Linked DNA regions of Homo sapiens: region 2 is linked to region 1. A link is a loop called in an ENCODE intact Hi-C map of the cell type or tissue named here. Cell type or tissue: Caco-2. All regions are shown on one strand. Links, peaks and the distances in the headings refer to the core of each region. The heading gives the core; the rest is flanking DNA.

Region 1 (16,027 bases), core at 4,834-8,833:
AGCTTTTTCTATCAGGCATGTTCTACACCTGAAGTAAAGCTAGATTCTGGTCCCCCCGCTCTGCCACTAATAGACCTCTGGAAAAGTCACCTGACTTCCCTTAATCGCTCTTATCTGAATAATGACTGAGTTAGCCTAAATTATTTCAAAGAGCCCTCCCAGTACCAATCGTTGTTTGTTTTATAATTTCCTAAATATCCAGTAAATTTTGTCAATGGGGAATCAAACTAGATCAAATTTAACCTCTCCTATTCTTTAGCAGTCAGGATTTTAAAAACTCACTTTATTTGAAGGTTTGCTTCAACAATAACGATTACATTTGAAAGTAGTAATCAGAAATCAAAGTTTCCATCACATAATGCATGTTTTGCTTTCGTGCCAAGATATCTGTCATAGCACTGGTAAGGAGACACTTCTTAATAGGTAGCACCTCCCCTAGTGATGTGCAGTGTCCAGCAGGAATGGTCTGAAAAAAATGCCCACTTTTCCTTAAATCCTATTCTGGTCACAAAATATTAAAGACAGATTCTTGCCATCTTCCTTTGGGGCTGCAAACTTTGTGTGGATCTTCACTGGTCCTCCTGAGACAGGAGGCATGACGCTGTTGCCCTCACCAGGGTCTCACCTCTCATTATTTGGCTCTGAATTGCCCCAGGCTGTAGATGAGAGTATGGAGATTGCAATGTGTGCCCCATCTGCAGCCTGGGACACTGGCACAACTAGCCACTTGCTCTGGTCTTCAGGATTGCTGGACGATGAATAGCACTATGTGGAGTCATATTCTGTTTCATTCTAGTCCATTATTTCAGATGAGCTCAGGAGCAAGTGGATTGAATACATGAAGGTCAGCCAGCATCATGGCAGGGTGAGAGAGATGAGAGAGCTGAACTTCCAGCTCCCAGCACTAGTTAATGGAAATAATAGAACCAGAAGGGATTGGTAACAGTTTGCAATGAATGACCTCCCTCTACAAACTAATATATACATGTTTCCATTTCTTTCATTTTAACTACTACTATTAATAGGATACTTTGCATGAATCCCTCAATCCATTAATCTGCTTTTTTTAGAACCAAAACATGCATAGGAGAAGGTTAATCTGTCTTCTCTCTCTCTCCTTTCTCTCCCTGAAAACAGAAAACAGCACCAGCAAGAGCAGCAGTAGAAAGACAAGGGAAATCTGGCCCAGAATAAATTGGTTGTGCTGAAACATTTGTAATTAAGCATGATAACCAATTACGGAAATACCTGGGGTAGTTCAGTGATTCTCTCTCCCACATCAGAGGTCTCCTAATCAATTTGAAATAACCAAACACTATAGAAAATAAGCAAGATCACAGCGTTTGCAAATGAGTCTCAAAAACGGATTTCACTGCATGAAAATGTTCATTGTCAGGAGAAAGACTGTTTTCACAATCTTGCAGGTCATTTGCATTTGCATTTGATTGGAGAAAAGTCCTTTGTTCTTTTCTCTCTTCTCATATCCTTTACAACACTACTGATTTTTTTCTTCTGGTGATTTAGTATTTTTGTATCAGTGTGTTGTACCAAGCCCTAAAAATACACCAAAATAAAACCTTTTGTGCTGAAGTAGCTAGTATCCACTTCAATTATTACTTAATTTCACTGCATTGAATGGGTTTCCTGGAATTTAAATTAGCAGATTTATGACATTGTGAGAGGTTGTTGGACAGAAGTTGCAGTTGTAGAAGTCTGAAGGCATGGTGAAAGCCACATAGTGTATCATGGACAATACCATTCAAATATTTCTTCACTGCAAAGCCCCAGCAACCCTCTCCTCAGATATTTGAACTATCATGGGCAAGCATTTTGAGGGCTTCCAAATCAAAAAAAAAAAAAGGATAGACCATTCAAAATCTGTGATGGTGCATCACAAGCCTGATACATTTCTGCCATTTCCACAGAAAAGAAACATGGAAAGAAGGGTCAGGGAGTTGGAAGAGGAGAGAACATGACATGCGATACTTCCACTTTCTTAAAGGCAACATTACATAAGACATCTGCAGCGCTGTGCTGGTCAACGCTAGATTGGGTGAGTCTCTTAGTAAATTTCATCTATCAGTCTCTTAATAAAGCCATAATTTATTCAAAAATCTCTCTCAAGTTCTTTTTTTAAATATTCCTCCCAAAATCATATTTTAGGGGAATCTGTGTCTCTTCTGTCTCTCATCTTTCTCGTCCATCCTATCCTATTCCACTACTGTACACCCTATGATCCCTGTCTTCTCTCCCCCTATTCCCTGTTCCCTCACTTTTCTCTTCTCTTAGCTGTTCTAGCTCTCTATGTATATTTGCAAAGCCTGCATGACTGAAAGTGTGTTATCACTTCCTGTCTTCCTCAGGACTTAGACAGCATGACCTCTGAAGTGTGCATAGCTCGGCCATATTCACAGTGATCCTAGCCATGCCCTCTTCCTGTCGCCTCTGTTAACAGAAAATCATCACGCCCACAACTTAATGTTCCACTCAGAGAGGTGCCCAGTTTGTGCTAGCTAATTTAATCCTTCACGTTTTTAAAAATTTTTAAATAGAAGACATTTTTATTCTGAATTATTCTCACAACTCTTGCTTATCTTTTTAAAGTTGACAAAGTAATCACACTTTTCAAGTTAGTTAGGAAACTATTTATCCGACCCAGTACAAGAAAAAATGATCTAATTTCATTCTTGGCAAATACAAGAGTCCTATGTCTTTCTAAAAACGTTCTGCAAAATTCTTGGGTCCAATCCTTGAAATAGTTTTGGTTTCTGTACTTACCTTTCTTCCTTTGCGTCCTCAAGATTTCTTTCTTTCATCCTTACTACCCTGCTAATACACACCTGCCCTCTCACACACTCACAAGCAAGGGGAACCAACAGGATATTAACAAGTAAATATAAAAATATGTACCATTGCTTGCCACGTTTTTTCTTCAGCTGTGCTCAGTGCTGCTTTATTTGCATCTTTCAAGTATCAGCTCAATTGTCTCTTCCACAGAACCTTGCCTGAGCACACTGAGTGGGGTTAACCTCCTGCTTCCATCCTGCCACTGTCACTTTCCATCATATATTTTTAGTGGCTCTTATCAGTATACAAAATTATCCCGCTTATCTATTTGTGTGCATCTGTATTTATATATAAACATCTGTATATGTGCATATATGTGTGCATATACACATTTGCTTATGTGTATATATGTGGGTGCATATACACATATATATGTGTGTGGCATTCCTAGAAACTAGTCCCCAAGTTTATTGTGAATCCCTTCAGAGACAGGAAACTTAAAAGCAGCCAGACACTATGCCTTTGAACCAGCTAGCCCACACCAGAGTCCTGCAGCCATGACAACCTGTTGCACTTTCCATTTCCATCTTGAAGGCTTTAGTCTCATATTGTCTTAATAATCATTCTACTTAACACTCATACACTCCTACACTCCTCTAGACTCTTGCAGAGCCTGTCTTTGATCTCACAAATGTCGTTTGGACCTGATACTCAGTACTGCTTCTGTGATGCTGAAATCAGCCCTCTTCCTCCACTGCAATCTCTGGTAACTCTTACTAGATACTACAGGAGAAACCTCCGCCCAGTGGATATCAGGCCTTCTCTCCTACCCCATCACTGTCTTATGCAGCCTTTTTTAAAGAAAAGTTTTAAGTTTAGAGAAAAATTGAGTAGCAAGTACAGGGAGTTCCCATATCCCTCCCTCACCCCCAGTTCCCACACAGTTTCCCCTCTTATTAACATCTTGCATTAGTACGGCATATTTTTTACTGTCAGTGAACCAGCATTGACACCTCATTATCTGCCAAGTCCACAGTTTAAATTAGGGTTCACTTTTGATGTTGTACATTCTATGGTTGTGTGTAAATGCATAATGACATGCATCCACCATTAGAGTATAATGCACATTCGTTTCACTGCCCTAAAAATCCCTTCTGCTTCACCTGTTCATCCTTTCCTCCCTCCCCCTGAATCTCCGCCAACCACAGATCTTTTTACTGTCACTATAGTTTTGCCTTCCCAAAATGTCCAATGGTTGGAATTACACAGTAGGTAGCCTTTTTCAAATTTATTTCTTTCATTGAGCAATATGCATTTAAGTTTCCTCCATGTCTTTTTATAGCTTGATAACTGATTTCTATTTATCACTGAATAATATGCCATAGTTTGGATGTACCACAGTTTGTTCATCCAGTCACCTATTGAAGGACAACTGTAAACATTCTAGTGCAGGTATCTAGTTCAGGTGGACCTAAATTTTCAACTCCTTTGGGTAAATATCAAAGAGCACGGTTGCTGGATCATAGAGTAAAAACATCTTTAGTTTTGTAAGAAACCACCAAACTGTCTTCCAAAGTGGCTGTACCATTTTGCATTCCCAGCAGCAATGAGTGTTCCTGTTTCTCCACATCCTTGCCAACATGTGGTGTTGTCAGTGTTTTGGATTGTAGCCATTCTAATAGGTGGATAGTGGCATCTCATTGTCAGTTTCATGTGGGCTTTTTCTTAATGGAGTTTTCCTCTTTTAAAAAGAAACTGGACAACTCAGTGTTTTCATGGGCAAGCTATGGCCTAATCGGGAGCTGACTATTAAAAGTTTTTCCCTTAGAGTTAGCCAAAGTTTTTTTCCCTATAACTTCTAGATACTAATGCTAGTCAAACCTTTGAGACCATGAAGCTCCAGACAAATATCTTTTCCTCATGATGCTACTTCCACTATTTTTTTAAACTCTATATTCTCTGAGTTTTCTCTTATCATAGAAAAGTACTCATTTAACAGCATAGATTTAATAACTTTTGACATTATCTAACTACATTCCAATTTGTCTATATATCCTGAAAATGTGGAACCCATAATTGTCCACAAACCATACATAAATTGTACATAAATAGATGGAGTCTGACCAATACCAGAGGGGAGATCTTCAACTTCCTCCTTCTGTTCTCCAAATAAGTCTAAGATTTCATTGACATATGGCTACCCTATTACAGATGACCTTTTCTGAGAATCTGCTACATTCAGTTGCTAAGCAGGAAGGTTTTTTGCTTTTAAGGTAGGACTTTACCTGTATCCCTATTAAATTTCATCTTGTTAGAGGAAGCTTGTCAAAATGTTTTCAGATTCTGATTCTGTCATCTAATATATTTGCTATCCATTCCAGCCTCAGGTCATTTGCAAATCTGATAAGCATACATTCTATGTATTCAAACACATCATTGATACATGAGTGTAACAAGATGTGGCTAAAAGCAGAGCTCAGCAGTCCACTATTAGAATCACCTTCAGGCTGGCATCTCCCTGTTAATCAGCATCCATTGAGCAACTCTGTACAAGACGCCACGCTAGGCACTGCAAGGGATGTAAAGTGGCCCAGTTTACTCCTTCCTAATAGGGATGTTTTAAAGGATTCTTAGCAAAGAGAAGACATGATGAAAGAAGTGTTTCTGGAAGATAAGCCTGAGTGGTTGTCCACTAGGAATTGAAGTACTAGAAATAGGAACTTCATACACTCTTACAATATTACAAATGGGAGAAAGAAAAGTCTGGATGACAATCTTTATTCGAGAAGACAAGTTATTGTTCACTCATGAGCTCAAAGCAATTTGTCGACCACCTTTCTATAAAAATGAAGCAACCCCACTAAATTTTCAGATGAGAGTAGGATTTACTTTTATTCATGTCAGAAAGCAACGGATAATGTGTGCACCCTCTGTGCCAAGTACTGGGCTAAATGATGGGTAAACCAAGATACAAATATAACTTTCTTCTTACCTTCTCAACTCACTCAAGAGCCAGATGCATACACAGTATATATATACAATCAACCATAATATATGTGCTATATTATTATATGATAATAATGTACCAGCAGTCAAGGAATACTTCCCCCAAAAAATGACCATTGAATCAGAAACCAGGAGAGTAAGATGTTGCTTAATGAAATTCAGATCTTTCATGAGGTGGGATATTGCAATCAAGCATGATTCAATAGATCTATGACATCTGTACGCTGCCTCAAATTCCAGAGAGTAAAAAACTCAAGCAGACATGCTGATCAAGTTGTTTCCCCATTAAGTATAAGGATTTCTTGTCCTTAAAGTTAACCAATGCTTAAAAACTTCAAGGTCTTTTAGACAGAAACAATTTCACTCACAAAAAAATAAAACCATGAATTACTAGCATTCTTAGGAGGAATTAAACATGAGAATGATAAATGTTTGGCTAAAAATAGGAACCTACATGGAAATGAAGGAGCACTCCCTTTTTCTGTGTTATGTGTCCTTCTTGGAATCTTGTCTTTTCAATGCCTTGCCCTAGGCTAATTTGTCTGGAGCAAAGTTCACTTAGGGTATGCACAAAAGAACAAAGGATGTGATCACCAAGCAGGAAGCTTCTGAATACATTCCCTCTGTCTATAGAGTCCAAAGGCTCTGGTATGTCTGTCAAAGCAAGTTGTAACTTTCACTTCCTGGGGTGTGCGTTCAGAAGAAATAAGAAGAAAAACAAGAGAAGGTGAACCTTACAGCCCAGCAGTAAACTAGTAACTCAGAATTGCAAGCTAGCAAATAATGCATGCCACTGAATCACCAAGGATTCAGAGACAAGCTCGTTATTGCCCTCACCATTCATAGACCGTTCACTGCTTATCCGCGACTCCTCTCTTCTCATGTTGCCTTTATAAAAGTGCTTAGCAGAGCTTCTCCAAATATAAGCACATCATCAGTCCTTAAGTCAGAGTACCAGAGCGCTTTTCCCACTGTTACCCGAACTAGCCCAGGATATTTGAACAAAGCTTGAGGAAACCTGTCCTAACTTTTTTTAAGCATTTGGCTCTTTTTCTTTAGTTTTGCAAAGTTGTCATTCATCCCAGGCAGGCACTTAGAAATTCAGTCTGATGTTTCTAATTTTAATGAACTAATTTGATAAGCATCATTAAGACCAAAAAAAAAATTAATACCACCCAATCAAATAATTCTATAGATAGCTATTAAATGTCAAAACATTACTAAATAGTTTAATGCAATGCAGGAAAAAAACACAAGAAACATACATTAATCTCCTAGACTCCTATTGGATTTTTTCTGAAGTAATACACAATTATAGAATCTTCGAAGAAATGTGTAATATCTATCCCCAATTCTATTGTTTCCTCTACACATAACTAATCAATAATAATTTCCTTTTAACCGGATTCTGTCTTTTACACAACTCACAGTTAATTTGAATAGTGTTTTCCTAGTCCATCTTTCCCCATTGAGCTCTAGTCAAGAAACATTTTTTGAGAACCTTCTACAGTGCCAGATATTCTCTTATGTCTTAAGAATACCAAGAAAAATTATCCTCAGCAAACTAATGCAGGAGCAGAAAACCAAACACCACGTGCTCTCACTTATAAGTGGGAGCTGAACGATGAGAATACATGGACACAGGGAGGGGAACAACACACACTGGGGCCTGTTGGGGGATCGAGTTGGGGCAGGGAGAACATCAGGATAAATAGTTAATGGATGCTGGGCTTAATACCTAGGTAATGGGTTGATCTGTGCGGCAAACCACCATGACATACGTTTACCCATGTAACAAACCCGCACATCCTGCACATGTACCCCAAGAACTAAAAATAAAAATAAAAGAATACCAAGGCAAAAGTCAAAATTCCTTTCGTTAAAGAACTTATGTTTTTGTCAGAAAAATAAACATGCAGAGAGATAGTAACTGTTCAGTATGACTCATAAAAAAATAAAAGTAATATTGGAATAATACAAAGCAAAGAATAATTACCTATGTATGGTGATCAAGGCAAAAGAATCATAGAATTTATATAGACCTATTATGAAAATTCTGAACTCCAGCCTGACTATTCCTGGCATGATGCACTATCCTTTCTTTGAACTCCAGCTCAATCTGGTTCATACACTCCCTGGATGACAGGCCAATCAAAAAAAATAGTAGGGGATTCTAATTTGATTCTGGATTCTGGATGCTGAGGATAATCAGCTGCCTGGATTCTCCTTTTAGACTGGCATGGCCTTAGACCATAAGGACAATGAACACTCTGGTCTAATGATTTTAGACCAGGAGGACACTACCCCTAAAATGTCTCAGCAGGTCAAAGTTGGGATTCTTTGGATCTCTGTAAGTTTTATAACAATGTTCTCTCCTTCTAATATCTCACATTTCTGGATCAAATGTCTGAGCATAAGGAGGCGAGGTTTGGAAAGTGGTAACGTTATTACTACTTGAAGAAGACAGGACAATTTGTGACACTGGAGGAACAGCAACAATCCAGGAAATGAGAAAGGGAACATCTTATATCCTGGAATGTTCAGAGGAAAGAGAAGCTTCCCACTTGGAGCCTTCCCCAGGGAAAGAATAAAAGCCCCAGTGAAGGTCTCCCAAACTGTTGACAGTATGTTAAATTTAACTGGCTGACAGGGTTTACCATGCCCCACTAGATAGCTCTGACTACAATTTGCTCACCATTTTTCTCACTAAGAAATCCATCAGCAACTGCAGGTAAGGCCCCAGCTCCTGCACCTTCCTTGCAAAATACACATTAATACCTCTTGATGTCTCCCGGCCAGTCTCAATCATTCCATGGGGCACACCAATGCGACCTGGCAAGGTGTAAAAAAAAAAAAAAAACAGAAAAGATTGAACTGATGGTTCTTGGTCATTCCTTCCAAAGGCTCAATTATTCAGACTGAACTGGGAACCCAAAGGCTTATCAGTGAGCCAGAAAGCCACGCTGGAAGCACTGTCAACCTACGTCCTACGTCTCACATAGGTCCCACTTGGGAGGGCTTCAACCAATAGAAACAGTGCTTCCTTTCCAAAGGCTCTGTGTGTGCCCCCAGAATCATACTTCTTGTAACTGACCCTTGGTGGAAGATAATTAGCTCAGTTTGAACTTGTTAAGGTTTGGGAGTCTGTGAAACAGACTGGAGAGATCCAAAAGCTTCTTGACACTCAGCAAAAAGAATGAAGCGCATGTCACACTTTTTCCTACCTCTCTCCCTTCTACCTACTGTTCTCATCCTCTCTGAAAAAGCATTTTCTTCATTGAATTTCCATAATTAGCTCCTTTTATAACTCGTTTTTCATTTCTCCATTACTTGTAAAATATCCATTAGATGATTACCCACGTATGTATGCACACTCACTCACACGTATGTACAAAATCATAAATGTATTTGACAGAGTGATTTATATCCTTGCTGCTCAAGGTGTAGTCCATGGACTGCAGCGTTCATGTCACTTGGGGCTTGGGTACAATTGCAGAATCTCAGGCCCCACACCAGGCCTTCTAAGTAAGAATCTGGGCCTTAATGAAATCCCCCAAAGATTTGTATGCACAATGATATTTGAGAAGCATTGTTCTAGATTATTATTCTTAATCAAATATGGGCACACAGAGGGGGAAAATACATATCAAAATAAATATATCTAACTTATATGCATATAATAGGTTTTTTCTAATAACTTTCTAAAATATAATGATCTAACTCAAATAAAAGGAGAGGTATATGATAAGGCTGAGTTGGAAAGATTGCTGTGCACATGGTTAATCCTGGACATGTATTTAGTAAACACTGGTTAAACAGATGACTTGTGAAGTTCCAACTCAATAATTCTGTAAATGATAATATAATAAAGAGAGTTGGACTGAAAGTCAGGAGATGTGGATTAAAGTCAGGCCTTAGTTTAGCCCGCTATGGGATCTGGGGACTTGCAGTTAACATTTCTGAACCACTTTCCTCCTCAGTACAATGCCAAGCCTTCTCTCCTTACTCCGCAGTGTTGGTGTCAGAATCAAATACAATATTACATAGCATAGTAGTTGTGAATTATAAAGCAAAAGTGTAGTGGTATTGTTTTAGGCTAGCTTCTACATATGTAATTATACAGAGACATGTACTGTTGTATATTCATCCACCAGAACGCCTAAAATAAGTAAGTCATGCCTATTTTTAAATTCTGTATTTCTGTATCTAATGATATCCATTATAGAGGCTTCATGTATTACAAATTCATTTCAGATAAAAGGAAAATATAAGGATTAAAAACACTTACTGACTGCTCACTAAGAAAATGCCTTGACCTAAATTCTTTACATACACGAATTTATTTAGTTTCCTAAAGCAAACCCATGAGGCAAAAACTATTGTTATCAGGCCCATTTAACAGACAAGGAGACTGAGGGGCAAAAAGTTTTAATAACTTGTCCAAAATCACCTAATTATTAAGTGGCATAGCCAAGTTGTGGTTAAGCATTCTGGTCCCACAGCCCATGCTCCTACCTACAGTGCTATACAAGCCAACCATTCATTCATTCCTGCATTCTACAAATCTTTATTAAGCACCTACCATCTGTCGGGCCCTGTTCAAGGTGCTGAAAATACAGAGAGAAACAAAATACACATTCATGTCCTTGTGGAACTTACATTCCGGTGGCAGAAAACAATGAAAAAGTGACCAAATAATGTATAATTACAAATCATGTAAAATTCTATGAAGTCAAGGAATGGAATGCAGTAAGAAAGAAAACTAGAATAGGGTAGAGCTTAGATTAGATTTGGAAGGACTCTCTAATGAGGTAACGTTTAAATTGAGATTCAAAAATGCTTTCTAATGATTAAAAAAAGCAAAACCATAAATGCATACATAAGCATTGCCACAGTAAACATAATAGCCTACTTATAATGGATGGTATTTGAAAATCTGGAGGATGCAAAATTATGTCAAAAACTATTATTGACCCATTACATGTAAGGAATCCACGTCAGAAATCACACCCTAACTTTTTTCCCCAACTTTCTCTTCATCCTTTGCTGTAAAAACCAAATAGGAAAAAAGGATTGATTTATCTACATTATCTTTCTAATCTCCCAGGGAAGGCACAAGCCTCTTGACTCTCCTGCCCTCCCCTGTGGAATATACCTTGTTATAGAAATACATGTGTACTATTGTCCTGCAAGAAGAGAAAGGAAACAATATGAAGCCACTTCCAACCAAAGAATATTTGTCTCCCTCACAAAGACTTTGATTTGTACACATGCAAAAGAGAGCTGTCTATATTCTTTGATGTGAGCAATTTATGGTATTCATTTACTATGAAATTGAAAAAGGAAAAAATTAAACATGGTTGATGACTTTTGTCCATAGAAGAGAAGGTAAATTGTTTGATGACTCTTAGTTTAGCTTAGAGCTCTTTAAGAAAAGAATACACACCAACGCACACACAGAAGAGACAAATACACACAGACACAGATACACATGCACGTGTGCACACTTAAACCTACAAGTGTGTATGTATTACACATATATATATTATGTGTGTATATATTGCTTTATCTTACTCTTCTTTCTATAATTCTATAAATCCTGAAGTGAAACTATGGAAAAGATGGTGATATGGAGAAGTTTGGCTTATTTATTCTTTTATTCACCTTTGTAAAAAAACAAGTTTCCCACTGCATAAGTGGACTTGAGAGAATATTGTTGCCTTTAAAGGTGGTAATATTGTTCTCATGGGGAGGTTCAAGGTGAGAGCATATTGGGGCAAAGTGGTTCACTTGCAAAACTGGTTTGAAACAACAATCATGTTTATACATCAAATATAAAATGCATGTACATAAAATATAGAATTATACAAACATATACTTATATGTTCATATCTATGTATTGTGTATATACATACATATGCATGTACATGTATGAATATATGAGATGTTTTATATAATTTCAAGTTTTATTTTAGATTAAGGGGTACACATGCAGGTTTGTGACATGGGTATATTGCATGATGCTGAGGTTTTGGGTACAAATGATCTTGTGCATAGTACCCAATAGGTGGTTTTTCAGCCCATACCCTCTCTCCCTCCCCTTTACATATGAAATTTAAAGAAGAAGCAGTGCTATGTCCCTTTTCCAATGGGATGTCATCCAATTATCACCCAGACTAGCCTTAATCTTATGAATTGAAAGTTTCTATTTTGAATGCTAATTTTGAAGAGAGAATTTTTGAATTAATTGACTTCATTTTTTTAGAGCAGTTGATGGATTCAGGACATGCTATCCCAAAACTGGCGCCTTGGCATTTGAGAAAACAGCAGAAGCAGGAAGGTCTCTCTGACCTTTTCCTTCCCTTCTTCCCTGAAGCAGGCCATAAAGGAAATATCTGACCTTCCTCTAAGTAGGTGATAGACCCTCATTCAAGAGGTGCCCACTGTATACTAGAGGAAGGGAATGTCACACAAGGACACAGGGAAAAATCTGAATAAACAGGCCTTGCTAAATTCAGCCTAGTTATTACCATTCGAACACACTCACTCGTCCTCTAATCATACTTCTGCATGGCTGTCCATAAAAATACAGTTTCCCCTGTTGTTTCGTGGGGTTTTCAATTCTGAAGGCTTCTATGTCACACAGAACTTATATTAAATACATTTGTATGCCTTTTTCTTGTAAATCTGCCAGTTGTTATAGGGATCTCAGCCATGAACCCAGTAATGGGTAAGAAAAGTCTTTTCTCCCCTACACAGTTTTAAGTTGACAGAAAAACTGAACAGAAAAAACAGAGTTCTCATATATCTCCCCCACCCCTTCACACACACAGTTGCCCCACTATTAACATATTGCATTAGCGTAATACATTTGTTATAATTTATAAGCCAATATTGATACATTATTATTAACTAAAGTCCATAGGATTCAGGTTGTATGTATAATGCAATAGTCCACCATTCCAGTATCATACAGGGTAGTTACACTGTCCTCGAATTCATCTGTGCTTCATCCTATTCGTCTCTCCTCCTCAGCCCTCCCACCCCTGTCCCTGCAAACTACTGGTCTTACTCTGTCTCTGTAGCTATGCCTTTCTCGGGATATCAAATAGGAGAAATCATACAGTATATAGTCTTTTCAGGCTGACTTCTTTCACTTAGCGACATTCATTTAAGTTTCCTCTTTGCCTTTTCATAGCTTCATAGCTCATTTCTTTTTATCACTGAATAGTATTTCATTGTATGGACATAACAAGTTGACGACCCTATTCACCTATGGAAGAACATCTTATCTCCTTACAAGCTTTGGACATTATCAATAAAGCTGCAGAAGAGAGAATTTTTAAAAATCTATCTCTACCTCTTCTTTCCTAAGGATCCTAATTTCTAGAAAAGTCAACCTACTGGAAATCCCTCTAGAGTTGTGCTGTTGCTCATGTATTTTAAACCATGGCAAGGAAAAAGCATGGAATTTTAACAGTGGCCGTAACCTTCACAGAACACACACACAAAATTTTTTTAATGTTCAGCTGATACTGAGGAACTTGAGTATACACACAAATATTTCTATCTAAATGTTATTAGATTACCTAAGCAACTTATATTTTCTTTCTTCTCAGGAAATGTATAAAGACGTTCCATAACCTGAAAAAAATACTATGAATATCATATACACATGTGCTCATTTGTCATAAATGCATGTGCAATGGTTCTGTTTGCAGAGAGGAAAGGTACTTTTCTCTAAAAATCTATCTATTTGTGAAAAAATGTAATAAAACATATTTGATTTATTACATCCAACTTACTAGTTTCCACAAATTAATTATATCAATGTCTAGGACTGGAATTCAAGCTAATAATTCTACATCATTAGAATTTCATTTATAACGTATTGACAGCCTCGATTCCTTATCTTGTTCAAGGAAGTTCAAACTAAGGCCTCATTATCTATTATTGATAGCTATCAATAAAATAACATTATTGTATCATGTAAGTCTTATATTGATTTTTAACCCAATGTCAGCTACACTGAAAATATAAGTTCTATATTAAATGGACAGATCCCTTCCTGCCCAATAAACGTGGAAACAAGACAAGGGAAGCCCAATTATTGAGCAAGCGTAGGGAGGCGGACGATGCGTGCCTTTACTGATTGTCTAACCACACCAGACACAGAGCAGCATCTTTGCTCCTGGCCATGTGCCTCCTCCGAGCACCTGAGGCTGACCTCATTTAGTGCTGTGCAAAACCCAGGAGGCAGGCACAAGGCTGCCCTTTTGCACTGGTGTGGGTCATCCTTAGTCCCTCCATAATGAATGATTTAGCTCAGCCTCCATTTGTCACCAAGCTGCTCTTCACGTAGGTCCCCTTAGCCTGGATCTAAATGCTGCCACAAGCTTTATCATATCACATTGCTTTTCACTTAAAATAATGTCTGCATCATTTCATTACTAAACCACATATAAATCATTTTTATCCCAAGTCTACTCCATGGTATCACTTAATATTATTCCAACAATTTTGTGCCTTTTTCCCCCTTCTGATTTCTAGCCAAAAAAACTGCTCTACTTCCAAAGCTGACATCAAGGACCTTCCTGCCTAGAATCTGAATTACCACTACTAAATCTCCTGAACTTATCCCCAAAGTGTCCATTCTAAAATGGCTAACTTTTTACTCCCATATATAAAATCCTTACACAAATATCCACTTATGTGTCTGTGTTTTTTGAAATATGCCTTGGTTTTGACTTCACTTTTGTTACGTTTTTATTTCTGCTTTTGTCTTCTCTTTGTGTGCCTCTCTTTTTTTTAATAGAGGCAAGATAAAAAATTATCACTTATGCGAGAGTTGCTTTTCCTTTTAACTTCTCCTTAAACAACAGGTGAGCTCTTTCAAGGCCTGTCCTGCCAGCAGGTGGGTACTGTTCTTCAGCATTCTTCACCTTATCCAGGTATAATGGGGTAGTACCAGATAGTAGAGAAGGCCAAAGTTAAATGTTTTATTTCATTTTATGAAGGCTAAAGGGTGCTAAAGAATTCAAACGTTAACAGATTTTGAATAACAAATTGGTAACTCAAAAGCAGCATTTTGGGGAAATTGATCTCCATAATTCCTTCTCTCTAGGTTTTATTATTAGCTTAGTACGGGTCAAAGGCCATAATCTTTTCTCATCACTAATCCCTTAAATTAAGATTTTTCTTATGATTTTTCTATATAAGAACAAAAGTGTTTTCTCAAGAGAAATGACAACAGTAAGCTGCTGTTGATAAACAGAAGTTTATACACAACCTGGCAATGAAATATCTCCCATGTGGGAGATATCATAACCACAAGTTGGAATACTGATCATGGTAAAAAAAAAAAAATATTTAAATATGAAAGTATAAATGTCTATCTTGATGTATGCTGCATAAAAACATAGAACAAACCCATTCCAAAAGCCCATCACAGAAAATGTTATATGAGAGAAAGAAGAAGGAATAAGAATGGGAAAAGGAAAGTGATTTTAAATGCAATTTTGTACTTTAGAAACTAATTTCTTACTCTGAGAAATCAGAAGACAGATTTCCATGCTGTGTTATAAAAACATAAGTAGAGAGGACAAGTTTTGCATTTTAGTAATTGGAAATTGTGGTCCACTTCTTTATTTGAGGGGATGATGAATTCTCTCCTTGATTCAAATGGCAGCTTGACAAAAGAAACTATTAAAACTATTTACAGAAGAAGTTTGAACCTATAGAAGTGCAAGAAAAAAGAAATGATGATCTCATATTGTAATCCTTCACAGATTATGAAAACATAGCATTTAAAGATCTAATGTTTATAAAAGTATATTTTCCATTGACAATTACTTTGCAACGTTGATATGTATTGAATCATTTTGTGGTCGATACTGCATGTTAACAAGAAAAGGAAGCAAAGGCAAATGGCTCTGAAATTAATTATCAGCAACAGGAAGGCAAACATTTTCCCAACAGACATTGAAGGGACACACTTTCCTCCTCCCTATATCCCAGTTTGGAGCATCCCTTAAAACCAGGTTGGTGCTTTGAACACTCACAATGACCATGTCTGAAGAGCACCTTTAGTGATCAGGCTAAGCCCTAATGATGGTTGCTGCTTTGCCCTTATTGGAAAAATGAAAGTTTGCAGGAGTACAAAGTTACATGGCTGTGTAGGCCCAAACCTATCTCACTAAAAAGCCCCAAACCTCAACTCTGGACAATTATCCTT
Region 2 (16,027 bases), core at 5,638-9,637, 71 kb before region 1:
GGGAGAGATTCCAGAAAAGCTTACTACAAGAAGTAATACTAAAGACGTATTTGTTCCCTTGACAAAATATAGTGCACGCTTCCTTGTGCCAAGCACTGCATTGGTTAAATTTTGAGGACTAGCATTTATTAGAAGGGGAAAAAAAGGAAAGGAAGAAAGAGAAAGAAAGGAAAGGAACAGAAAGGAAAGGAAAGGAAAGCAAAGGAAAGGAAAGGAGGAAGGAAGGAAGGAGAGAAAGAGAGAGAAAGAAAGAGAAGGGAGAGAAAGAAAGAAAGAGAGAGAGGAAGAAGAAGGAGGAGGAGGAGAAGAAAGGAAGGCAGACAGGTGTTCTTAGCACAGGAAGCAGTAGGCACAAAAAGGAGATCAGAAACAAGTGAGTTTCTTCAGAATGTTTACACTATTTACATTGACAGGTATAAAATATAATGATGATAGGAAATGAATATGGAGAGGTGACCATTTCTAGAAGGGTCTTATATACCACTATAAGGAATTTTGATTTTAAACTGTCAACAATGGAAAGAAAGTAGGAGACGTATCAAATCTATCTCTTGGAAAGATCACGGCCTTGTCATTTTTGTTTAGGAGGTGATCATGAAATGGAGTCCTAACTAAGAGTCTATTCTGAGAGAAGAGGTGAGAGATTATGAGATGTAGTAATGTGCTAGTAAATATTCAACAGCCAGCTCTCCAGAGGAAAAAAAAATCCTGATTTGTGGCCATTTTTTAAGCTCCAAAATGATGCCATTGGACATGAAGTAGGGAAGAGAAGTTCACAGTTGTACAAGCCAGCTCTGGCACAAAACTGACATTGAGATAGCACCGTTGCATCACCTGCAAGTTACTGACACGTTAAGTGCATAATTAATAGACAGTTATCGAATAAATGAATGATTATGGGCATACAAACAGAAGGAAGAAGGCAGATTACAGAAATATTTATAAGTAAAATCAAAAGCATATGGTGACCAGAGATTTTTTAAAATGACTACTAGGATAATAATAATGGGACAGATACTTAACTGCCTTTCAGCCTCAGTATCCTCATTTCTAAAATGGGCATAATAACATTTTCTTCAGCATAGTGCTTGAAATACTTGCCCACATATAGGAAAGAGTATGTGCAAAGAATAGGATAAATAAAATAACTTAACATTTTGCAGTAACCATGTATAGTTTCTTAGTTGGAGTATCAGGTCGGAAGAATGACTGGGGAAAGATGAGGTTGAATAAAAGTCAACCTCATTTAGAGGGATTTTTATGCACCATACTGGCATTTATAGACTCCAGACAATAAGTAATAGAGGATCCTTAATAAATATCAAAGTGCAGAGTAACAATTAAATGTACATATTTGGATCATTCTGGGTACCGTACAGGATGTGATGTAGTAATGGAGGCCTGTTCAAATTAGAAACCTATTTGCAGTAGCCCATTCAAGGTATACAAAGTTAAAGGAATTTGTAGAGGGTTTTGTGAAAAGGAGACAGACTAAAAATACACAGAAAGTAGACTAAATGGGACTTGGTGACCATTCGATATGGATGGTGAGAGCAAGTACTGAATGTGGACACCACCCAACAAGAACAGTGGTAAAGTAAGAAGAGAAGGTTTGATAAGGATGTCCATAAGTTTATCTTTAAACTCGTTGGACTCAATGTTCTCGTAGAAGCTTGGGTGGCAACTCTAGGAAGCCTAGAATTCCAAGAAGGGCTTATCACGTTCCTTTTAATAACAAGTATCTCCTCAAACACTCCTATTTTGGTGAGCTTTTTGCAACTTTTTAAAAAATCTGTAAATTGATGATGAAGGTATGCTGGAAAACATATATGCACCTCAGTCACCCTAAGATGCAAAAGAAGGAGAAAACACCGGAAATAAGTGTATATCTCCTACCACTGGAGAAAATAATGTTATCTAAATTGTCAGGTAAAGTTACAAAGATGAAATTGGGTGAAAAGTTCTCAAATGTCTCTTCATCCTCGTAGTCTTCTTTTCTAATCCTACCTTTGGAGAAGACTACGGGAACCTGCCCATATTTGTCTTCTTCACATAAGACCAGAACCAGTTTTGAGATAATAGTTTTCTGGGTTGCTGTTCAAAACCAGAAAGTGGGACAGTAGAGATCCAAGCGGGTTTTTTTTTTTTAAGTATGCTTATTATAGCCCACCGAGGATGTTATCTGGAATGGCAGCAAAAAGTCTTTAGAGAGGAGAGAAACGTTCATTGCTGATTTTATAAATCTCTCCAAAGTTCCTGAAGGCTAATTCTATTCTCACCCAGAGTTCAAAGTCTGACCACCAGACAGAGTGGTTTGAAGTAGAAAAGTAGGATGGAATAATTTCTATACTTTGAAGTCCAGAGAAAGGAGGATCATTTCAGGGGCCTAAAGCACACACACCAAACTCTCTTTCTTTCTCAACACCACTGCAATCAAAGGGCGAGGTTGAATAGAAATTTAAAAACCTTAGAGGAAAATTATCTTCCTGCTTTCAAATCTAGATTTGCTTCCTCTCAAATTATAATTCTTTCTCAACATGGAAAGCCCATTTTCATTGCCCAAAAAACATATGTAAGTCTTAAAAATTAGTACATGCAAAACACAATTATTTCGTATATCTGGCATGGCTGAAATATTTTGCAGTGGTTTTGTTTCCAAAGGAAAAATAAATTTGTATATTTTAAGTTCAAGACATCTAAAAAGTTACAAGTTATAGATAATGTTATAAAAGCCCATAATAATATTTTCACAATGTGGTTTTCCTTTTCCCCAACATATAATGCATTGGGTTGTACACTTCTCATCCGCTATATCGCACGAGGTCATTAACAAATCTTCCAGTTTCTCCTCCTGCACTCTCCAGCCTAGCTTTTTAAAGGCAGCCAGAATTATTTAAATTGCACATCTTTATAATTAATGGTTATAAATGGACTCTCAAGTAGTTAATGGCTTTCTCGAAACTGTGCAACCATGGTAGAGTTTCCAAAGAATACAATTTAATTGATGAATAGACCTAATGGTTTTAATGTAAGTTATTTGATGGGAGGAATTTGATTGTGGATTCTTGGATCCATGAGATCATGAAGCCAAGTGCCTTGCACAAAATTGACATTTTTTCTCTTAAAGAGATTTTCTGTCTCCACTTAAAACATGGATATGCCGTCTTATTTAGCCATTCTACACCTTCACATGGTGTCTGCCTATTATTTCAAAGAAAAAAAAGGAAAATGAAAAAGCTACTTCTGGCTTTAGCATTTATGGCTCCCAGAACCAGAAAATAAAGACTGATGTTAACCGAGTTGATAGCTGGACTGGGAGAAATGTAAAGCTAAGAGCTGGGAGATCTAGTGGACACTAGCACAAAACTTTAAAAGGAAAATGCAACTTCTAAGCAGCACGCAAGTGAGTTGTAAGTCTCTCATGATGTGTGTCTCCAGAAACCCAACTGATCTCAGTATGATTGATATATGAGAATGACCTTGAGGTAGGTGTGAGACTAGTGTTTTTTTGTTGCTTGCTTGTTGTTTTCATGACTTAAAGGAAAGTAGTTCGAGGTGTCAGTTGCTGTACTGCTAATCTTCTCTAGGCCAGCGTGAGCTGAGCACTAAGCTGGAATTCCTGCCTGTCTTTGACAGATTACTAAAATAGCTGCCCTCGGAAGGCTGGTGCTTTTGGGTGTAACTTACTCATTTGCTGCATCCTCCGCATTGCTCCCTAGATCTGCCACTTTCCTCATCAGGGCTACTGCCACAATGTTAGCATCAGATCTGCTTAATGTCACTCTCCTGTAAATGGACCACAGTAAACATATTGGGCAGTCTACAAGAAACGCTGGAGATGAACAATTTAGCCTTAATATCTGTCAGTGAGAGCAGGGACCATCTGGACAAGGCAGTTAATGATCAGCATTACAGCAGCATGCATTGCTAGGCTTAGCTATAATCTCTGGGCCTCAGTTTAACAAATGTAGGGGAACTGAGAGGGAATTTGAGCAATACAGCAAAAGATCCCCCAAGGTCCTGAAAGAATGAAAAAAGATTGAGTCTCACCTGGCAGTAACTAAAATATCCACACATTGTCACTCTCAAACAACAGACACAGCCCAGTTTAGGGCAAAAGCGAAGAGGATTAAGGTTAACTGCTTTGGAAATTTAAATATTCCTCTTTTTCCCTGCCCTCCTCCCCTCCCCACCCACCCAAAAAAGAGAGAGCTTTTGCCAGCATTACTCAGACACCTGAAATCTGCTGTTGACCATAGAGAATCAATTAATTCTTGCTGGGGCTCATGATGTAGGCTGGTAAAAAGAACCCCTATTTATTTATTAGCTTTAGCCTTTGGATGAGCTCTAGGAAGAAGAGTGCAGGAAGGAGAGAAGCTTTTATCCGGACAAAGGCGAAAGATTGAGATTCATTGGAAATAGTCCTAAAGGTCAAGGGGAAGTGGCCCCAATCATAAAAACCCATTCCTAAAAAAGTACATTTAATGTTTTCAAAAATTAATGCTACAATGGTTTTAATGATAGGTCATTTTATTCATTATGCTGAAATTGAGTTTCAAAAGCATTATCCATTTTGTTTTTCAGGAACTAAAGAAGTAGAGAAAACATTTCACAACATTTTGGTGGTTTTGTTTGCTTTTTTTCTTCAAGATTTTAGTTATCAGAACCATGAGTTTAAACAATAACAAGAAAAATGCAACTTTATATACACAGTCAGAACTTCCTCATTTCAAAATGAAATAAGTATTATTGAGTTTGCGATTAGGTCTTAAGCATTTATCTATGCATTTAACAGGAAACTTTCCAGGAACATTTGCACAAGCCGAACAGCCACATGTCATCTACATACATCAAGGATGGAAAACACCTTGTTTGCCTGCTACCACTGTCCCCATGGCATTTCCCATGGCAAACTTTCTTAATTGTCCATAACCCTGTTTCCCAGTGCACTCAAAGAGAGCTTCACAATCCTTCTTAACACATCCAGTTGCAATCCTTGTCTCAGGAGGCAAGCTGAATCTATTTTTATTTATATCAGACATACTATAAGTTCCAGGGAAAATATTTCGGATGGGAAAAATATAGGAAGAAAAGAAGGAAAAAATGAATTATTTAGTGCTTGTTATATATAAAATGTTTACTTTATGTACCTTATGTATTTAGCTCTCACAACAACACTTATGTATTTGATTTACCAACAAGTCAAAGGCCGAGAACCAAAAGCAACTTAAAGTCCTCCCACCCTCCTTCATGTGATTATAATATAAATTAGTTTTACTATTCCATAAAAAGTAGAGGAGATGATTTGGAAAAAAAAAATTTAAAGTATACCATGTCCTCTAGCAATTATATCAGGTATCAAAAACCTGGCAAGAGAAGAGAAGAGAGAAGAGAAGAGAAGAAAAGAGAAGAGAAGAGAAGAGAAGAAAGGAGAGGAGAGGAGAGGAGAGGAGAGAAGAGAAGAGAAGGCATTAAAGAAAATGTGTGTGTAGCTTTTATTCAACGAAAATGGAACAAACAACACCACTTGGAGTGCCCATGAGGCTATGATTATCCTAAGTCCAAGTACCAAGAGTGCAGTTAAAAATAAGAAGGAAGAAGAAAATCAAGTTGGGTACAGTGGCTCACATCTTTGGGAGGCTTAGGCAGGAGGATAGCTTGAGCCCAAGAGGTTGAGGCTGCAGTGAGCTGAGACTGCACCACTGCACTTCAGCCTGGGTGGCAGGGCCAGACCCTGTCTCAAAAAAAGAAAGAAAACTACTCCATCTACATGTCCATCTCATGAGTCTTCCAACCCTTCCTGAAAACTCTTGGACTCTCCTCACAGACTGCAGATTTTCTGAAAGCATCCACTCTTTATCAACACTCTACTCTTCCCGTGTTCAGCTTCAGAGATGAGAAGAGTGCTGCCTGAAATTCCTCCAGTAGTAGAAACCCCAGTTCTATGATTGGACTAACAGCTGAAAACACTTCCTCAGGACACCATGGAGACTGAGGTCCTTTTCCATTTCTTACAAAAAATCAACATCCTTTACTTTGGAATTTTCTGTAACTTTGCCATCTAAAAGGAATGATGCTTCACAGCATTGGTGCCTTTCATAGTGGGCTTTTGCAAATTTTTACCAGTAAATTGTTTTTACAGGTGAGGAGCTGAGGTTCCCAGGGGTTAGATAACTCACTCCATGCTACATGGCTAGTGAGGGTTTGCTCAGCATTTAAACCCAAATTTGCCCATTTCCAAAAAAAAAAAACAAAAGCAAAAAACATGCATTTTTATTTACACAATGGTAGCAAGTAGACTTCTATGAACTTAGAGATAGACACTGTCAATTCAAAGACACTTTGGACTGCTCTCTGCTAATTGTGTTCATTGTACATAAATCCACTCCTGGCCTCTTCAACCATAAGTTTTGATTTCAAGGGATCTGCCCCATAGAACCTTCAAGCATGGCCTTAGTCTTATAACCATTTTCTGGTCCCTCGAATACTAACAAATCACATTTGTAGCACTTCATAATTTAATAAAAGTAAATTATCCCTCAAAAGTAAGGAATCGTATCCACTTCTTAATGACTGAGAAAGAATTAAATATCCTGCCCAAGATCACAGATAAGGAAAAGCTCAAGACTTGAACCTAAACTTGTGATGACCATTTCAAACTTTCTTCTATTAAATTATGCTATTAGGTAAGTTTGATATTCACCAGAAGAGAGACAGAGATAAAGAGTAATGAGAGTTGAAAGGGCCAAATCAGGAATGAGTTATTGATGTGGTGGCATTTGAACTGTCTTTAAAAAGAGTGTTTTAACATGTAGATATAGGTGGAGAGGAATTTCAAGTAAAAATGAGGATAAACAAAAAGACTTAACAAAGAATAATAGATCTGGGAAGGGACTAATAAGTTCTATGTATCTAGAGCAAAAATAAAGTAGGTTAGTGCCAGATTACAAAGGAGGACATAATTCATCTCAAGAATATTTTTCTTTGGGTAAACGGTTTTTGAAAAGATACTATAATGAACAATTTTATGTTTTGGGAAGATATTTTACTTGAAGCCATGCAAACACTAGGTTAGAAATAGCAGGGGGAAAAAACAAGGTGTCTGGTGCTAATCCAGTGAGAAATTAAGTGAGTCTGAAATGAAGCAGAGGCTCTGTGGGAATGGAGGCCCTGAGGAGGATGGAGGACAGGAGCAAAAGAGAAGAGCTTGTGGAAGAGTTTGAGGTGCCTGGTTTGAGCATCAGGATGACTCGTGAGGTAATTAGCTGACGTCGGTGATTTAAGTAATTTAGGGAGAAAATTAATTAGCTTGGCTTTGAACTTACTGAATTTAGGTGCCTTCATCCCACCAGTCTGTTGGAAATATGGAAGTACAGCACACAGTGTCAAATGAGAGTAGACAAATAGATAAATGCTGGAGTCACTACTTAATAGGTGCTATGCACAGACAACAACAAATAGTGTATTTGGCCCTGAAAATGGTACCCAAAGAGGAAGTTTTGAAAAATCTTGTTGAAGACTTGATGTGAATGTGAAGAGCTTTGTTGGCTTAAAGGGCTTGGAGTTTTATTATAGCAAGCCATTGTGTGTCATATTTGGTTGTGAAGGTTGGAGACCATGCCATTAATACCAAGAGCTGGAAGAAGGTGAGTTTGGGAGTGTTCTGTGAGCACACAAGTGAAAAACAAGTACAGAAGGTGCTGTGGCTGCTGGCCTCATGCGCAGCCTGCAAATTCTCCTTCTCAGTTATAATAACAGCACTCAGCCGTGTGGCACGTTTTCACTCTTGGAAAGAAGTTTATTTCCAAAATTAGGTTTTTCTTCTAAAAGGTTTTTGAGTCCTACGAGATAATTAGGAAACCATGCCTCAAAACAGAATCTGACGTAACCCGCTTTGTTTTCACTTTCAAAGGATGGTTTTTCAGAGTTTGTCAGACTTTCAAGCTCTGAGACAGGCCAAAAAAAATTTTTTTTTCAAAATTTCAGGGTAGGGACCATGACTGGTAGAACATTTTATTTCTCATGGCACCTAGCTCGAAACTGTTCACAAATAAATAAATAAAGACAAGTGCAAATCTTGATAATGTCAAAATTATACCTTATTAGCAGGTTATGATGAGGAGTGGGGGAACCTGAGATACCAGATTTTAACGGGCAGACTTTACATGTAAGGACTAGTTCTCACACAGGTTTTGTTGATACTGCAAAACTTCCAATTGCTAGAACTTTTTTTTTTTCATCTATTTGAAGCAAATGCTAAGTGAAAAGTGACAGGATGCTACGCCTTCAAGATAGGTCTGTGCCTGTTGGAGAAGAGTCTGCCATTACGACTGCAACAGCACTTCACCAGCTAAGGCTGGCAAAACAGAGGAAAAGCTGTGCCCCACCTGGGAATGAGGAGCGTATTTCTCTTAAGCATCCCAGGGAAAAGAAAAATACCGCAGTGGCCTGTCCTCAAATTAGATTATAAATGCACAAAGCAGGGCTCCTCTCCATCTTTCAAACTTGATGAGCTCAGAATTGCTGGTGCTGTCCCCTGGCATCTTAAACTCGCCCCTTCCTCCTTTCTTATCACATTTCTAAATTCTTCCCTAGGCTTCCAAATCGAACTGGGCCCCATCCCATCTGGGGAGATTTCTTTCACCATCTCCATCCAGCCCACTTTCTTCTCTCACTCCTTTAGCTTTACATCCTTCCCTGGGATGTAAGACCACCTGGTATTTGTGCTTCGTGAACTAGCCTTTTCAAGGCATTGATGTTTTGCTTCCCCAGTAAGGATTGAAGGCAAATAAATAGCATCCCATCTTACTTTGTATAATACCAACAGCCCAGTGAGTACAAACTGCTTAACCTGTTCATCTCTTTCCTGAGAATAGATCAAGTTATACATAATCATATGTTAAGTTTTTAAATTCAGCACCCATGTAAAGATAAATTATTTTTTACTTGGACAATAAGTCATATAACCACTTTCCAAAGCAAATACTTTCTAAAATCAGGGGGGAAAGGGGGACAAATCAATCCCCGATGGGCAGCAGGAGAGAAGACCGCATATAAAAACAGCATTTATCAGAATCTACATTTTAAACTTTGCAACTGTTGATGGTTTAGGACAGGTTTTCCTTCTGGGCTTCATAAAAACTGAGACCAGCCAGGAATAACGGGTACAATAAAACAATGAGAATTGTGAGTGTATTCTTCAAAGAGCACTGACTATGCCAGACAACAGCATGTGGGGTTTGTGGGTGCCACCATCAAGTGATTGAATACTTTTTGAGGCTTATGATTAAAAGTTCTAGAAAATTCTAGGATTATTGTATCTTTAAAAGTCCTGCATCTTGGCTATGGCCACGTCTTTAAAAAGCATTACAAAATGGAGTTTTATTCTCCCTTCCACGACTCGACTTCGCAGACCACTTGAGTAAAGAGAAGGAGTGGGATGCTTGTTTTTCTCCTATCCTCTCCTCCAATTAATTTGTCACAGGAGACTTTAGTTTCCCTTGTTGTGTTTTGGCCCCTGGCTCCACCGCAGGCCATGCAGGTGATGACCCTGGAACAAAATGGGGACATTCTCTGTGCCTAATTGGAAGCAAGTTCACACACCCACTCCTTCTCCAAGGTAGGCCAGCTTCTCACTTCCCCACAGCGTTCCTTAAATTTATAGAAAGCAAGAAGAAAATACAAGATTAGCAGAGCAAACCACAGAGCAATGGCACCAAATGGAAGACTGGCCTAAGATCAGTAGCATTTCTAAGAACTCACAATTATCCCAATAGGAAAAAAAGAAGATAAAATGACAAATATTCCAAAGCAAATTTATGTTTTACCAATATATGTGTTCTGGTGTTTGAGATCCAAAAGCTGGTTCTTTCTCTTGTAGATTTTCACTGGGAAATTCAAATTTGCTTCCATTCCTTGATAACCCAGAGAGGTAAGTGTAATTGTTTCCTACTGCACCAGTAACAAATTACCACAAGCTTAGTGGTAGTTTATTCTCTTACAGTTTTGGTCAGAAGTCTAAAATCAAGGCACTTGGCACAGCTGCACCAAGCCTCTTTCTTCTGGAGGGTTTAGGAGAGAATGGGCTTCCTTATTTTTTCCAGCATCTAGTGGCTGCCTACATTCCTTGGCTCATGGTCTCTTCCTCCAACTTCAAAGCCCATCACTCCAACCTCTGGTTGCATAAGCATATCTTTTCCTCTCTGACTCCAACTCCACTGCTTTCCTCTTATAAGGACCCTTGGGATCACATTAGATCCACCTGAATAGCCCAAGGTAATCGCCCCATCTCAAGATCCTTAACTTAACCACATCTGCAGTCCCTTTTGCCGTCTTAAGTAACATGTTAACAGGATCCAGGTATTAAGACATAGACCTCTTTGGTAGGTAATTATTTAGGCCACCACAGTAGCCAAATTCAATCTCTGATCAAGTGCATGGACAGAGAATTCATATAGTGTACAAATAATCAAGATTTGGCTATAATTAATAATCTCAATATGTTACTCAGTTCAGGCTGCTTTACAAAAGTACCATAGACTGGGTGGTTTATACACAACAAAAATGTATTACTCAATGTTCTGGAGGCCAGAAGTCCAAGATCAGGGTGCCAGCAAGGTCAGGCTCTGGTGAGGGTCCTCTTCCGTGTGCAGGCTGCAGACTTCTGTACCCGCACCCGTTGGAAAGAAGGTGAATGAGTTCTCTCTGGGGTCCCTTTTATAAGAGCATTAATCCTTTCATGAGACCTACACCTCCATAATCTAATTACCTTCCAAAACCCCATTCTCTAATACCATCACATTGGGGGTTAGGATTTCAACATATGAATTTAGTGGGAGAAACACAAACATTCAGTCCATAACATAGTCTTCAAAAAATAAATCAAATGACACTTTAAATTGCAAGATAACATACCGCTGAACCACAGAGATTTCCAAAATATTACTTCTCTTTCTAGCCTCAAGGGTTTTTTCCCTTCTCCTATGTTATTTGGGTGAGGAGAAAAAAGAGAGTATTAAATATAATGGAAAATGGGCCTGGTGTGGTGGCTCATGCCTGTAATCCCACCACTTTGGGAGGCCAAAGCAAGTGGATCACTTGAGGTCAGGAGTTCCAGACCAGCCTGAGCAACATGGCGAAACCCCTTCTCTGCTAAAAATACAAAAATTAGCCGGGTGTGATGGCAGGCACTGCTAATCCCAGCTACTCATGAAGCTGAGGCAGTAAAATTGTTTGAACCTGGGAGGCGGAGGTTGCAGTGAGCCAAGATCATGTCACTGCACTCCAGCCTGGGCAACAGAGCAAGACTCTGTCTCAAAAAAAAAAAAAAAAAAAAAAAAAGAACAAAAATATATGCATGGGTGGATAGATAGATAGATAGATAGATAGATAGATAGATAGGAAAATGGCCAAGTTGGCAGTTTGTATGTGGAAAAACTCTCTTCAGAATAACTTGAACTGGAAAAAAAAGAAAACAAAACTTTTTTAAAAAAGACTTTGATGAAACGTTTCAAACTGCAAAAGTGAAATCTATTCTCTTTTACAGAATTGAATTCTCATATCTTTATGTCCTGGGTACTTCTTTTTCCAAACATATTGTGGTAGTGGAGATATAAGCTCAGGAAACACTAAGCAAATTCCAACAGATTAGCAAAGGTGATTTAGATATATTATGTTGATTTAGATATCAACATGCTATGAGAGATTACTTCTACTGATCACAGCAGCTAAGAAGACTGAGTATTAATCAGCTAATGTTTGCAGCTCTTGGGGGGACAGAGGTAGTAGATACAAACTGAGAATTATAAAGAGAACAAAAGGAGCATTAGTCAGATAGGTAGGAATAAGTAAACATCATAAATTAGGGTAATAGCAGGACTCTACATCTTTCTTTCCCTCCTACCTTGAAAAAAACCTGAAACTGAAGCTTAATGCATTTCGTGCATATTCACATACATTCATTTAACACATGCTCTATTCAATATTAACTAAAATCAGTTCCCACAATCTTTAAATAACGTCCAGGATAAAGTCCAAATAAAGTCTTTAAATTTTAAACCTGTTTAAAATTCTTGGCCTAATCCTTCTAAACTTATTCTATTCATTTGGAAGCCAGTGTGTAATAATGGAAATAAAATAGAAATAGGGGGATGCCCAAAAACCAAGGTTTTAGATCTCACTCTTCTGCAACCCCCCTCCATGACTTCAGACAAACCTCTTGTCTCAATGTGCTTCAATGGCTTTACCTGTTAAGATAAAATAAAATGTTTAAATTAGTTAAAAATCATATAATTTAGTAAATCAGAACTTGTAATGCATCCTAGATACTGTATAGTAAATATAATTTCTCCATTGATGATAATTATGCCACCTATACCACAAAACTAGTTGGAACTTGGTAAAAAACAAAATGCAACTCACTTTTTAAAAATATGTTTGCTCGGGTCACATAGGAAAATATAAGAGATGTCAGTATTATTAGGACTAATAATATTGGATCTTATAAGTATGTTATCTATTAATAATAGCAGAGGTTGGCAAACTCTAGTCACCAGGCCAAATCAGGCCAGCCATCTGTTTTTGTAAGTTTTATTAGAACATTGCAAACATGCCCATTCATTCACATATTGTCTATGGCTAATTTCAGGCTACAGTGACAGAGTTGAGTCACTGTGATAGAGAAAGTATGGCCTACAAACCCTAAAATATTTACCATCTGTTCATGTACAAAAAAAAAGTTTCCTGACCCCTATCTAATAAAATAAAATGATGCAGGGACAGTGATAAATTCTTTATCTCACATTAAAATCAAATACAATTTTGTAAAGCACAGTTAAAGTAATTGATTTCTCATTTTATATTTTTTCACATGTTATAGAAAATGTGCTATCTCTTTAGTAAATACTTTGTGATACATTCTTTTAGTTGGTTTTCTTTTCTGGGAGAGGAGCTAATCTATTACTTTTATTACTGTTAAGGAAGTAAGGATGGAAAACATGCAGCAGGAATAAACAGTCTCCCAAATCTTAATGACTTGTAACCACAAAGGCTCATTTCTCATGTCCACCGGGCCAGCTGGGGGTTCCATGTGTCCTCTCTGTCTCCAGGAACCAAGCTGACAGAACTCTTCCGTGGAGAAGTACCCATCACTGTGGCAGAGGGAAACCGAGCACAGCAAAATGGCACAAAGTCTTTTAAAGCTTCCACCCAGAGTGAAACATCGACTCCAATCATATTTCATTGTTCAAATCAAGTCACATGGTCATGTTGAATCTAAAGAGAATGAGTCAGTCCAGTTCTACCATACGCCCAGAAGGAAGAAAGCCAGATTATCTGAAACAAACTCTTAGGACAGTCACTGTAACCCAGCCAAAAACAATCTGAAAGAGAGATACAGTTAAAGGGCTCTTGCTTGTGGAGACTGCACCAAAGATGGTACTACCATAGAAAGCATGACACTGTCATCTCATTGTAATTTACCAATGTCTAGATTCTGTGGCTCTGAGGTCATAGAATATTGGTAAAAGTGCTAAACCATTCTTACAAATCCTGTGATAAAGATTTCTTTAGCAGTGTGAAGAATTATTCTTTTGACTGAAATGTTAGGTTTTGGTTTTTTTTTCTGAATTCTTGGGCATTTCTGGATTCCATTTATTTGATATTAATAATAATTCCTTGGTACTTTCCAACACTTAAAAATAGCCACTGAAGTTTACCTCTGAATGTTCTTAATGTTTATAAAAATTTATATGACACACAAGTAAAACATATTTTTTAAATCATTTTTCCACTATTAGAAAGTATATTTAGGCCAGGCATAGTGGCTTACACCTGCAATCCCAGCACTCTAGGAGGCCCAGGCAGGAGGATCACTTGAGCCCAGAAGTTTGAGACCAGCCTGGGCAACATAGTGAGACCCCATCTCAAAAACAACAACAACAAAAAAGAGCATTTAAATCATGGTCTATTTTAGTTTCTAAAATTACTTTCCTGGGTTTTTGAAAGAAAACAACCAAATTAGAATTCACAAATGATGTGCCAAGTTATTTTCATTTAAATACCTATTAAAAGGGAATGAATTTGGTTTTACTTAACATGTTGCATTTACCTGTTAGTTACTTAGCATATCAGAGTGGTCAGACATAAGCAAAGAATTTGTGCCAAGACTCCTTTTTGAAAGTTACATCTTTAAATGCTATTGACCAATACAACTTCCAATGCTACACATCAGAAAAAAGGATATCAAAACTATAAATCATTTTCAAATTGCAAAAACTAAAAGGAAATTTTTTGTTTAAGGTTAGTCAGATATGGGACTCAGAGACTCCATAGTAAATCGCTATATTTAGTGAACACTCTTAAACTCTTGTTACAATACAATTAATATTTAGTATGTAGGCATGGAACTATTCTATACCATCAGTATAGGAGTTTTTTTTTTACAATAATGGCTTAAGGAAAACAATGTATCAATAAAATATATATTGCTTTCTTGGTCAAATATAAGTTGATTCTATTTAATGCAGAAAACAAGATTATTTTCAGTCTGAGTGTCTTCACTATTGATAAAATAGGCTGTGGATGGGCTCCTCTAGCTAGAAGGACCATATGCACAAGAAACTGCTTGCAGTGAACATGACATATGTCATACCATGTGCCAAATACCATCCTAGATCTGGAAGTGACAATTTTCTCATATATACTGGCACTTCAAGCTCTGTAGCTATGGATTCATTGCTCCATAAGAGCTCAAATGTGTGTTTCTGAAAAGCTTGGTAGGAGATTTTCTGGCAATTAGCTGTACTACATTTTATATTTCTTATCTAATATCCTTTAATTAATATGCTTTGTGAACTATTTTTGTTGTGCCTCTCAAAGGTCAGACATGAACTTAAATAATGTACTCTATAATCTTCAGATTTCTAAGGAAAATGGAACCATACCCTTAGACAAACAAAACAGATATAAACTTTGTTCCTTTATCTATGAAATTAACCTAGTTTCTCTAGAAAAGGAGGCTAATTCTACTGTCTCTATGTACCTTATTGTTCTAGTCAATTCACACACACAAAAAAAATCCACATGCTGAATGGCCAACTGCCATATTTATTAACTAATCTATTGATCAAAATATTTGTTTTTAAAAAGCAACTACTGATAAAGCTTCTAGCAATATATATGATGGGATGGTTTCTGATATAGTGAGGATTCCTGCAAGGTTTTAGTTGACTGATTTTTATTTCAGAATTTTATATGGAAATTTCCAGTTTATGCTGATGTTTCTCCAGTTCTTTTATGTCATTTCTGCTTTTAGAAAATGTTGAGATTCATTTACTAACTTTCATGTAGTATACCAACATTAGTATGTGATTTCTAGCAATTAATAGCCAACATTTAACGTAGAACATGATTGTTCTTGTCTTTCCCTAATTCAAATTTCCTGTCTATTTAGCATATTTAAGGTTTTACTATTTTTAAGATTTAACCAAATTCATGTGGGGTTTTTTTAGCCATGTATTGCTCTTTTCACTCGTGCTTACTGTCTTTCCATTGTTATCATAAGTGGTAGTGATCCCTCCCATGCATTCTCACTTCCTGACCATGACTTTGAAAGGTATGCAAGTTCTGTCTTGAATCTCTTTACTAACAACTGCCACGTCAACACATCACCCTTATTAGAACCCATATTTTTTTGCGTGACATGATTATTTTGGCCTCTTCTGATTTCTGTTACGCATGTCTAAAAGTTATTTACTTTTTATTTTTAAAATAAAGTGTAGGTATGTTTACTATTCCACACCAATACCTTCAATTAGTACATAAGCCTTAATTTGTGTTTCTAGCAACAAAGGTTTACATTTCAATGTGATGTGATTTTTTTCATCTGCTTTTGAATATCCAAAGTTTTTGGCGAATGGATACAATTGGATAAATTGGCATGCTGGCTATTTGAAGAATTGGCTATTCACTTACTTGATCATTTATTGGACTGGTTTTGGGTAAATTGGTCTGCTTCCCTAGATCACGA

Evidence for each region. Hi-C counts contacts between places; a loop is a spot of excess contacts. Peaks named below come from ENCODE experiments on the same cell type or tissue, not always from the same donor. Only the 100,000 strongest peaks of a DNase experiment are listed, where the experiment ranks them.
Region 2: it touches region 1 in a loop (5-fold over the local background); 1 of 110 quality-filtered maps calls a loop at or near these places.

What each region holds. Positions count from the first base shown.
Region 1 is chr5:31,155,541-31,171,567 of GRCh38, forward strand. No RefSeq gene overlaps it. Among named protein-coding and RNA genes, the nearest start is that of CDH6, 30 kb to the right of the region's middle. In Caco-2, for the core only: no CTCF peak of the experiment used is centred there; a DNase peak (open chromatin) is centred at 6,381.
Region 2 is chr5:31,083,397-31,099,423 of GRCh38, forward strand. No RefSeq gene overlaps it. Among named protein-coding and RNA genes, the nearest start is that of CDH6, 100 kb to the right of the region's middle. In Caco-2, for the core only: no CTCF peak of the experiment used is centred there; no DNase peak of the experiment used is centred there.